Regions from separate parts of the Homo sapiens genome. Here region 1 is linked to region 2. A link is a contact called in ENCODE Hi-C or POLR2A ChIA-PET data. All regions are on one chromosome and are shown on one strand. Each heading gives the region's core, a stretch centred on a gene start or an enhancer-like site at or near the end of the contact. The rest is flanking DNA. Distances are from core to core; before and after follow the strand shown.

What was found. A loop is a pair of places that touch in the nucleus more often than their neighbours do. ChIA-PET counts read pairs that join two places held with the same protein, here RNA polymerase II (POLR2A). Pooled maps may share reads with other maps.
Region 1: a loop to region 2 is called in a map of dorsolateral prefrontal cortex, with 2.3 times the contacts of the local background. The contact joins the enhancer-like site here to the promoter of TRPM1-AS1 in region 2. A Hi-C loop is called at or near these places in 8 of 168 maps with a recorded cell type or tissue (HepG2, K562, Right ventricle myocardium inferior and 5 more), 1 of 37 single-sample maps with no recorded cell type and 4 of 50 pooled maps. POLR2A ChIA-PET finds 5 or more read pairs at or near these places in 1 of 52 experiments (activated B cell).

What each region holds. Positions count from the first base shown.
Region 1 is chr15:31,080,092-31,085,756 of GRCh38, reverse strand. It overlaps TRPM1 (transient receptor potential cation channel subfamily M member 1), which reads left to right. Exons shown (of 28, transcript NM_001252024.2): 2 at 4,319-4,404. The coding sequence starts at 4,402. Among named protein-coding and RNA genes, the nearest start is that of MIR211, 18 kb to the right of the region's middle. Within about 2 kb of position 2,321, at least 3 of the 41 ENCODE cell types and tissues checked have a DNase peak (open chromatin) inside an H3K27ac peak, as active enhancers do.
Region 2 is chr15:31,023,532-31,029,482 of GRCh38, reverse strand. TRPM1-AS1 (TRPM1 antisense RNA 1) reads right to left here and starts at 2,611. Exons shown (of 5, transcript XR_932056.2): 1 at 2,372-2,611. It overlaps TRPM1 (transient receptor potential cation channel subfamily M member 1), which reads left to right. Exons shown (of 28, transcript NM_001252024.2): 24 at 92-112; 25 at 1,007-1,151; 26 at 2,366-2,568; 27 at 3,212-3,344. RefSeq lists enhancers at 2,403-3,602, 4,783-5,077.

The DNA.
Region 1 (5,665 bases), core at 1,072-3,571, 57 kb before region 2:
TTCTCCTAATTGACTATTTGCACTAACCAGGTCAGGGCTAACTAGTAACACCCTACATTCTGCACAAAAAATCAGCAACCCCATGACCTGTGATGAGGGTGGCCTGGCAGGAGGCAAAAGCGACAAGCGTTCCTGGTATCTGACCAGCACCACCTTGAATTAGGACATCAACACATGCGATTGGACTATAAATCATGTAATGACAACTGCAATGACAACTCTAAAAACAATTGGGCGTGTGCTCACATTTTCACAGTAAAGCCCCGACAATGTTGACAAAATCCACTGTTTGAATTCTGATACGACTTTCTTCCATTTTGTGATCTTTTTATTGCTCTTAATTACAACGGTTAGCATTAGAGACATACCCTATGATTCCATTATTTGCAATTGCAGCTTAAATATGCATATGTCCTAAATGATGGAATGATAACCAGCAGTGCCATTGGAAAATGAAAATATTAGTGATGCTGCAGAAATGCCAAGGATGTAACCATGAGGCTGGACTCTTGGAACTGGCCATAGCTGGGGAGACCTTGGACTGAGGCACCCTGGTATTGGCTGGGTGACCCTGGGCACATTCTCCTTTTTCTCTTTTTTAAAATAAGCTATGTTGGTCTTTAGAAAATTAAAAACACAACACGGACAATGAAGAAATTAAAGAAAAAGTCTGTATCCCCTCCCACAAACACAAAATGAACAAGTTAATGAATTTGCTTCCTTTTTTCCTAGCCATATTTTGTATTCACTTTAAAAAGAAAAAATGTTGGCTGGGCACGGCAGCTCATACCTGTAATCCCAGCACTTTGGGAGGCTGAGGCAGGTGGATCACCTGAGGTCAGGAGTTCGAGACCAGCCTGGTCAACATGGTGAAACACCCATCTCTACTAAAAAATACCAAAAAAAAAAAAAAAAAATTAGCCAGGCGTGGTGGCGGGCGCCTGTAGTTCCAGCTATGCAGGAGGCTGAGGCGGGGAATCACTTGAACCCAGGAGGTGGAGTTTGCAGTGAGCCAAGATCGCGCCACTGCACTCCAGCCTAGGCGACAGAGTGAGACTCTGTCTCAAAAAAAAAAAAAAAGAAAAGAAAAAAGAAAGAAAGAGAGAAAAAATGTCTTACTGATAGCACTATTCACAATAGCCAAAAGTGGAAACAACCCAAATTCATCAACTGATGAATTCATGTAATGGAATATTACAGAGGCATAGAAAAGAGTAAAGTCCTGATCTGCGCTACCTGGATGACCCTTGAAAACATGACGCCGAGCAAAAGGAGCCAGACACAAAAGGCCACACGTTGAATGATTCCATTCATATAGAGTGCCCAGAATAGGCAAATCCATAGAGACAGAAAGTGGATTTGTGGTTGCCAGGAGCTGGGCAGGGTCAGGGAGGAATGAGGAGTGACTGCTAATGGGTACCGGCTTTTTTTAGGAGTGATCAAAGTGCTCTGGAATTAGGTAGTGGTGATGGTTTCACAGTCTTGGAACTATATGTAAAACACTGAACTGCAGACTTTAATAGGTGAATTTTAGGGTATGTGGATTATATCTCGATTTTTAAAAAAGAAAGTACAAAGAAAAATATCACTGTCTTTAAAGATCCAGCTCTGTTTCCTGGACTCTAGTCTAGAGGAGGATCTCTCAGTGTCCCCAGAGGAGAGCCCCTGGGAGAGAAGAAGGCTAGAAACCCGGAGGAAAGGGAACCCTGGCCCAGGAGAGGGGTCGGCTGTGACGACCTCCAGCATTTCCTGCAAGCCAGCCCTGTCACCTTCCTGCGGATAGTGATGATGAAGCAGAGGACAATAGGTTTCAAAGGTCTTCCAAGCATGGTGTCACTAGGCTCTCACACCAGCCTGTGGGGCAGATGTGAGGGGTATCATTGTCCTCATTTTGCAGGTGACGTTCCACAAGATGGGACTGAGGTGACCCTCAGCTGGGCCCTCCTACCTGTGCTCTCTGCAGCTAGGGGCAGGAGGCTGCATCTGACCTGAGAGTATCCCTGAGAAGCCAGAGCAGGACTCTCAGCTGAACCACCCAGAAATGGCCAGTTGGACCCAGGCCAGGACCTCCAGTGGCAGTGGAGCGAGGGGGTGGGAGGGTGGAGCAGGAAGGAGTGGTTGTGGCTTTTAATCCTTTCTGCATATAAGGCTGGGCGGCTTGTGCTTTGGCTGGCAGGCTTGTTTGATTCTCCTGCATGGAGAGTTTCAGGCATGCAGGTGCCACCCCAGGTGGGGCCCACAGGTGCCCCTAGGAGCCGGGCAAAGGCAGGTCCCAGGGAGCTGTCAGGGCACATGTGGGAACCCGCCGCCACCTGCAGCTGTGCCAGGACACCAGCCAGCGTTCCCACATCCTGAGGGCTTTCAAGAGAAGCCATAAGTATAATCTCCCTCTTGGTTAATAATGGCAGCTAAATGTAGTTTTCACAAAAGGTTCCAACCAAGCCCATATGTGGGCCACATGTAGCTGTGGGAATGAGAGTTTGAGTCGTCTGCTCTAAATATATACACAAAACAAGCAGTTTCTTCTGGATAAACTGGTCCACACATCATTCATTTCATTGCGGGGTTTGCTTGTTAATTTTGGCCCAAGACATAGGGCTTTGAGTAAACAGAGCCTCGCCCGGCAGTACACCAGCTCTTACATTCAGAAGCCACTTCCCCGAGCCATGTCCTCCCAGACCAAAGTCACACTGTGTCTTTGCAGCCTTCCTCCTTGTCTCCGTCCAGCCTTCTCAAGGTATCCCCCTGCACCTTCCTGTACCCCTCCTTGTGGGTCGCCCCCACCTGTGTGTGTAAACACCTTCTAGAAGGTCACATTGTTAAAGCCCCCCATGACCCTTCATTCCACTCCAGCTCCCACCATTTCTGGGCTCCCCTTCAGGGGAAGACTTCTCCTCGGGGTTGACACTTGCTGTCTACACTTCCTCGGCCCCCTCACTCTAAAACTACGTAAATGCCCAGAGAATAACATGACAACGTGCACCTGAGCAACCCCCACCCAGATGGTACAAAGGTTTCCTTGGCCATGTTTGTAGCAGATATTTCTTTCTTTAAAAAATAAATAAGTACAGAGCTGGCAGAACATTTCCCATTGCCCTTCAGCCCACTCCTCTTGGACTTTCTTCCCGCAGCCTCCCCGTGGCCCTTCATGGACACATGGTCCTGGCTACAGATGAAAAATCGCTGGGTCCTCAGCAGGGCAGTCATATTTGATAATGACCAGGATTGCATTTAAATCTAGTACCTCCCAGATACTGTACAGATAAGATCCCAGCTAAGGCTCAAAACCACTCAAAGCCATTTCCATTTCAGAGATGAGAAAATCACAGCTCAGAGGGGTTGGGGGCGTGGTGGCAGTGCCAGCAGTCCGCCTCCAGTATGACCTCCACTGTCCCTTCACTCAGCCGGGGTAGACAGACTTCCCAGCTGGGACAAGCACTCTTAAAATCTCAGTGGGATTTCCATCTCCAGTGCCAGTGCTCCTATCATCCGGCACAGAGGCATTCAAAATAACCATTTCTGATGGACTGGAATATTTTGCACAAGTGGGCAGTATCTCACCTAATGGGGGTGGGGAGGTTATGAAGGGTTTGTGAACAAACCACAGGAAGCCCTGCTTTCTCCTTTCACAAGGACAGGTGGCACCTGCAGGGTCTCCCCTGCAGTGGCGTTATCGTTGCACTGAAACTTGCATGACCAATCTGTAAGGAGTCAGGGTGGGTTCAGCCATTTGTTATGACCTTGGCATTGTTCAGCCCCAGAGCCTGGCAGGAGGGGAAGGAGGAAAGTTTGACTGAGGGGCCTCCACCCATTGCCTTTCACCTGCACACTGCCTCTGAGCAGATTCAGGAGACCAAGCTCCTCCCCAGGTGAGCCATGCCTCTCCTGGGGTGACCTGGCTTACTTCATGTGTGCCCTGCTGGCAAATGCTCTGCTGCTGTAGGTGGCATTAGCAAGGGCTGAGCAGGTGGCACTGCTCCACCGGGAGGTTGAGTAAATCACTGAGTCATTAGGAGATGTTGAGCTCTCGCCAGGCCCTCCTGGAGGCACAGGGGATACAGCAGAGAACTGAAGGGGGCTGCTGCCTCTGTGGCTTTGGTGCGAGGTTGGGGAGGAGGGGACAGGCAGGAGGTGGGGGAGAAGGTTTATGGAGAACAGAGCGCAGGGGTTGGGGTAGATGGGGAGTCAGGGAGCCCTGGTGAAGAGGCCACATTAGAGCAGAGACTGGAACAAAGGGAGGGCAGGATTTGTTCATCTTGCTTCCCAAGAAAGAGGCTGCAGGCAAAGTGACTCTTACTCCTCTTGTTTATCCTCGTAGGTTCTAGAAGATTTCTGAGGACTCAGCAGTAACTTGCAGTGCTGGACTGAGGCTATTTCCTTATATCAACTTTTTGAAAACTCATGGTTAATACCTAAGTAAAGCACTTCCACCTTCCCCCCCTCCCCCCCTGAGAAAGTACGTTAGTCACATGCTAGCGTTTTTATTAGGAAAAGACGGATTTCCAGTGAAGCAGAGGGAAGTGGATTGAGCCTGGCTCGGGCCATGGCGCCAGTTGCACTTGCCCTGGTGCCGAGCCACAGCAAGGGCTGGCACTCGGCACCATGAAAAGCCCTCCTTTTCGGAATCTGGGGGACAAAATGCAAGACCGATGCCCCAGAGTCATCACAGATGACCTTCATTGGCACGATAAGGGGGGGGACAGGGGGCCCTGCCTTGAAGGAGGCATCTAAACACCCCTTGTGATGGAACAGACTTAGCCACAAAAGCCAGCGAGGGGCACGTTGTTGCTCCCTCATCCGCCGGTGGCATTAAGTCCTGTAGGGCAGGCTGCGTTTCCCCCTTTCACGATGAGGGGCCTGAGCCTAAGCGCTCGGAGCCTGGGCTTTAGTTTCTGATTCCCCACGCTGTGCTGGCACAGGTTTCCTGGACAGCGCCCCAGCGCGGGTTTCTTATCCTAGGGCGGTGAGAGGGGCTGCCAGGGAAAGTGTGGGAAAGGACGAGGGGCGGGACTATGAGAGGGAGCGGGGCTGGGGGCGGGGCCTGGAGGACCGGGCTGAGAGGGCGGGACCGTGAGAGGTAACAGGGGGCGGGGTGAGGGGGCGGGGTCGAGGACGATGGGGGCGGACTTGGGGGCGGGGCCTGGGGGCTAGGGAAGGACAGTGCCAGATCTTGTGTCCAGCCTCTGGAATCTTCCCTCAGTTCTTCCTTGTCTTTTCGTGGCCTTGACGTTTTTGAGGAACGCAGGTGGGTTATTTCGTAGGATGGCCCTCAGTTCGGGCTGTCTGATGATCCTTCCTCCAGATCAGGTTCAGATGATGTACTTTGGGCACTTTTGTTCCTCTTGGTGCGTTTTATCCAGAGCCTCATAATAAATATTTGTTCCATGACAGGCGATGTGCACTTTGTTTTAGGTGGTTCTCCCCAGAATTCTCCACTGTCAAGTTACTAATTTCTCCTTTGTAATTAATAAGTATCCATGGGAAATACTTTGAGATTATGTAAATACGTTGTTACTCTTCAGACTTTTACCCACTACTTTTAGCATTCATCAGAGATTCTTGATGGTTGCCAAATGGTGATTGTCGGATTCCATCATTCCTTCCACATTTAATAGGGACTTTCCACTGGAAGAAAGAGCTTTCTCCCTCCCCTGTGCGTTTATTT
Region 2 (5,951 bases), core at 1,362-3,861:
TACTTTTCTCTCAACCATCATCTTATTTTCTTTCCTCCCCTCCTGTCAAAACAAAACAAAACAAAAATCCTGCTTTCCAATCGTCATGTAGTCTACGCCATGGAAATTAATCGTAAGTTTACATGGAATTGATTATTCTAGTCTATGGAATGTGTTTTTCAATTACCTTTTCCTTAGCTGATTACTAGTAGTCTTAAACTGTTTTCAAATACTTCTCTTGTTTTTTGGTGCCAGTACTTTTTAAGCTGTCAGTAAAAAGTAAAGAGAACCACAAATTCACTGTTGGGATCACCCTATTTTTTTAGGGGAGAAATAGACCCCCTATGATAAAAAGTTGCATTTCAAATGAGCAGAGGGAGAAAAGATTATTTTTCAAACATGGCACCAAAACAGTTGATTAAACAATTTGGGAAGTAGAGGAAATCCCTAACCCATACAACATAACAAAAATATTTTCAAATTTAATGTATCAGTGAAACCAAGAAAACAACCAGAAGACAACATAAGCTGATGTTAAATAATTAGAAGCCACAATGACTTTCAAATGGATAACGATAAAGGGAAAAAACATAAAGATACATTTGTCTGCTTAAAAATGAAGACTTTTATATTTGAAAGCCACAATAAAGAAATGGGAAAATGTTTAGAAATATGACAAATAATGACTATCTCTGAGCGCAGATATGAGTTTCTGACTTTTTTCTTTGTGTGAGTTGTTTTTTTTTTGAGACAACTGGGAGTCTCGCTCAGTCACCCAGGCTGGAGTACAGTGGCTCGATCTCGGCTCACTGCAAGCTCTGCCTCCCGGGTTCACGCCATTCTCCTGCCTCAGACTCCCGAGTAGCTGGGGCTACAGAGTTTATTTTTTCCCATGGAAAAAATATTGCTTATGAAATAAGAAAGAATCATATTAAAAAAGAAATAGGTATTGAAAAACATATGTAAGAGATATTTATCCTTTTCATTATATGTAAAAAGCAAAGACAAAACTATTTTTTTCTTTCAGCTCCTTGTGGTGAGAACCTATATGATGAGGAGGGCAAGCGGCTTCCTCCCTGTATCCCCGGCGCCTGGCTCACTCCAGCACTCATGGCGTGCTATCTACTGGTCGCCAACATCCTGCTGGTGAACCTGCTGATTGCTGTGTTCAAGTACGTGTCACAGCCGATGACCACATGCTTATTATTTATTACTGTACAGATTTTCCATTTAATCTCAGAACGCTCCCAAGATACCAATATATTTGCAGATAATTTCATTAGGGTTTTTAAGTAGATCCAATTTTTGCAGTCTCTTTGTTCAAACTTAATCAGTCTTAATGTATTCATAAATCAAGAGTTGACACTTAAATACATTTAAATTTAATCTTGGTTAGTATTTTAACACTTTAGCATGTATTTTAATCTAATGAAAATATTTTCTTAGATGAAAGTCTCCTGGGGTACAGAATATTTGATTAAGTCATGCTTTTTATTCATCAGCAGAGGTGGAAAAGGCAATATGAGTTTCATAAGCTGTTACAATTACTGTAATACTAGTAAAGCATTTTTTTCTGATCATTTATAGAATACAAGATAAAATGGCCTAAGAAAAAAATGGCTTAAAGGGTTAAATCGAGTTTCTTATAAAACCTGCCTATTTGGCATGTTGTGTTGAGTATGTTGACCATGCTCAATAAATATTGAAAAAAATGATTTTAGCTTCTAAGATGAAAAATATAGAGGGAAAAATCCTTCACAGAAATATGCAATCTTAGAATTGAACAGGGCATTGGAGAAAACCTGGTCCAAACTTCTGGCTTGAGAGATGAGAAAACTAAGGTCAGGGAAGGTAACTGGTTTTCCTAAGGTCCCAGTATTGGTAGACAATGAAATCATGCACTTACTGCTTCCTGTTGGAAGCTAAAATAAGACAAAGATTGTACCTACCCCATGTCCAAAATAACGAACCTTCAATCAAATAAGTTCAATAACTAATTAATTCAGTTGAAAAAAAAGTAGTCATCTACTTGTTAGACAGAATTGAAAGTTTAAACATGTGAAAGCATTTAGTTAAATGGCTTATACCGCTACACATAGGAAATTAAATTTCCTGAGTATATGAGTAGATTGTGGTGTGGTTTTTCAAGAAAGCAGTACATAGCAATTTATTACACTTAGCTATTTATGAATACAATGTCCTTAAGCACAGATAATCCACATTGATGGATAAACCAAAAGATTGGATAATCAAGGAATCAGTACTAAAGGGCACTAAAAGGCCATCTCATTGAGTATTTTCACTTAAATGTGAGTAACTTTGACTGCTCTGGGAAATCACTATAAAAAGTAATATAACTAACTGTAAAAATGTCTTCTTTTTAAAGCAATACCTTCTTTGAAGTAAAATCAATATCCAACCAGGTGTGGAAGTTCCAGCGATATCAGCTGATTATGACATTTCATGACAGGCCAGTCCTGCCCCCACCGATGATCATTTTAAGCCACATCTACATCATCATTATGCGTCTCAGCGGCCGCTGCAGGAAAAAGAGAGAAGGGGACCAAGAGGAACGGGATCGTGGATTGAGTATGTGCAGGGCTCTTCATTTCTAAGTTGGGCTGATTTCAAAATAGTGTTCAAATTGGACATCCTCACAGAAATCTCACTCAACTACTTGCTCGTGTGAAAAGCACCACACTCAGTCCAACTGCTGTTCTTTTCAAAAGGCTTCTCATTTTGTACCCATTTTATTCTAGTTTCGTTAATTTGTTAGTAATTAATATTAGGAAAGCCAGCTCATAGAGACCAGAAGTTGAGCTAATTCTCTAAAATAACTCTACTCTGTAAATTTCTATATAAATTCAATGCTCCTTTCAAAACGTCTTAATTTGTTGCATCTAAAGAAAATGAGAAAATAATGCTATACGTTTGACTCTATTCATAAAAATAAGTGCAAAAAGTTTTCCAGGAAATATTACTTGGCTTTACTTTCCCAGTAAATGTAATTTTGTTTTTTATGTTTAAAAGCGGGCCGTTTGGCTCCAACTGATAGAGGGTTGGGGCGTATGACAACCCCTTTTTAGATAAAAATCAATTGGAGTAGTGGCGAACTGCCTTAGGAGTGGCGGAGAAGAGAGCTTAATTAAAGTGGGGCTGTGAAATTCTCATTGACGCCACGAAACTGATTCTTCTTGTTTTTCACGTGGCCGACACTTCTCCCTTCACACAGAGCTCTTCCTTAGCGACGAGGAGCTAAAGAGGCTGCATGAGTTCGAGGAGCAGTGCGTGCAGGAGCACTTCCGGGAGAAGGAGGATGAGCAGCAGTCGTCCAGCGACGAGCGCATCCGGGTCACTTCTGAAAGGTACGTGTAGCGTCCCCACCGCGGGCCCGTGAGCCAAGGGTTTGCTGACTCGGGCGCCCCACTCTATGGGGGATGCCAGAGTTCATTTAAACATGCACTCCGAGTTCTCCTGTTTTATTTAAACTTTAGGTTTTAACGTGGTTCCCACGAAATAGTGAGAAAGTTACTAGGTAATAACTGTGCATTGGATATAGAAGGGAATGACATTTATTTATCCTGGGCCGAAAGAAAACCTAACAGTTGACTACCTTCACCCCCTACCCCAAAGTGGGGGTGTTTCCGCAAGGTTAATGGAAGCTACAGAAAGCCATCCTTCTCCCAGCTCTTGTTCCTAACTTCCCTTTGCGAGCATGGTCCTCCCCAGGGGACTGCCCTCCTCATCCGGCCTAGCTGCTTGCTGCACCTTGGCAACACCTTTCCCAGCCTCACAGGGCAGAGGAAAAGGCTCCCTCCTGGGGCTCCCCTGAGAGTGGGAACTGGGAGGGGTGGGGTGCAGGGTGGGGGGTGAGGTGTCTGGCCCCATGAGGGTGGGATCCGCTAAACTAGGGCAGGGTGTGTCTTTCAGACACCTTCACATCCGCAGTACCCAGCAAGGTCAGCCTAATCTCCGCGGTGATGCTTAATAAATGCAGAGTGAATGAATGCAGGATGTGTGAACCAGTGAATGAGTAAATGAAGTCAGGTCGCGAGGTACAGAAATGGTGACATTTTCCAAACTTCGTAGTATTGCTCTACCCTAAGCTAGGAAAGAGCAACTGGCAAAGGGTAGACAGGAGCAATGGACCTTCACTGTCTGCACTTTTTATCACGTAAGTTTTGAGAGCCTTTATCATTTACTAAAAGCATTTTCAGCCTGCTAAAGATCTTGGTGACTGATAACACGCTGTTCCAAAGGGTTTCACTAACAACGTGGCCAGAAGGATGAGCTCAGAGGAGCCATGCCTAGCTCTGCTTTCTATCCTTGAGTACACAGAATTAAAGTTTCCTAACAGACACATTGAGAGCCATAAAAACAGGGTGGGACTTCAAAAAGATATTGCAGCTGACAGTTCCCAAACAATTACAACAGAATTCACAGATGCACCTTAGGTCTCCCTGGTGCATGTTGAGGCCAGTGAACTCTGCCCCAGCCCACAGGAGGGGAGATGGCAACTGTGGGTCCCTGGCCTCGGTTCCCTCCTAGACCCAGTCACCTTGTGACCCAACCAAATCCAACCAGCTAAACTCTAGGGTTACCTGCACCACCTTTCTTCCTTACCAAGGTGAATTTTTAATAAAACTTTGAAATGTTTCTTTGATGCTTTAACAGTAATTGCTAAACTTTCAAGGTATAAAAATTATTTCTTCATGAGAAAGTTAAGGTACCCCATGTAATCCAATTTCCACTTTTTAGTTAGACATTAACTTGAACGTAATTTTAACCAGTCATTTACAATGGAGATTGTGTTTTGTTTTGCTCTGCCTCCCCCTCTCCCTTCCCCGGCATTCCTTGGATTTTTACCATTCTTGGACCAAAGCTGCAAGAGTGTGGTTATCAGGTCACTACCAAATTGCATTTTTCTCTGGGGGCTCTGTGCACACGTAATAGGGATGAAAGTGTGTAGGGCAGAGAAAACATGCTGCTTCCTGTTTCCCTCGGCTGAGATCCCAGGAGCGATGGGAGCACATTCTTGCCCCTCCATTTCCCTTGGCCTTGTCAGGCTGACTCACAGGTGAATGCCCAAGACAGAAAGAGGAGAAGGCTTGAGGAGAAGGGAGTTTTCCTTCCCTCTTAGCCAAGCCAGCTGAGAAGCAAGGGATAAGGTGGGAGGATGGAAATAAAAGTAGCTATTTGGGCACCTGTGACTACTTTAAAAATCACACTTGAAGTACTCAAGCATTTCTGCCATTTCTTTAATATTCTTTCTATATAAAATTAGTTTTATTTTCTGCATCACCATTTCCCATTTGATGATTTTCCTGCTCTTCTCTCGGTCGTGTCTTCGCCAGCACTATTCAGTCTGTAGGGTCTGGTTAGGAGCATGTCAGCCCCTGCCTTGTCTCCCTGTTGTCTTGGTAGCTTTCAGAGCTGAGCTACCAATTCTCATGACTCAGTTTTACAGGCGTGTTCACACAGGATGGGTACCCATTAATCATTCTCCTCCACGCAGGGTGCTTTTAGTGCTTCTGTGCAGAAACCAAATTCATGGTTCTCTCCTAATGTTTGGAAATTTACCTATAAAATGCTAACAATTTAACCATTTATTTTTTCTCAAAAAGTTCCAACATTTTGTAAGATCCAACATTCAGTCCTGCAATGAGATTTGCAATACGATTCAGCATTGATTGACACAACACTGGGTCAGTCCTACCAACCACGCCCACTTAGATGTCATAGGGGCCCTGCTCTCAGGGTTCTCCTCCCAAACTTGCACTCCAGTCTCTGTGAATGGCATCGCCATTAAGCTCAGTTAGCAAACTGGCAAATCATTGTGGCACCTCCCTCTTCTTCACTAACAATCATCAAGTTCTGTTTACTTCCCCTCGTGAATACATCCTGATCCACTTATTTTTTTCATCCCTACCCCAACGCACCTAGTACAGGCTTCCATCATTTTCCACTTCCAT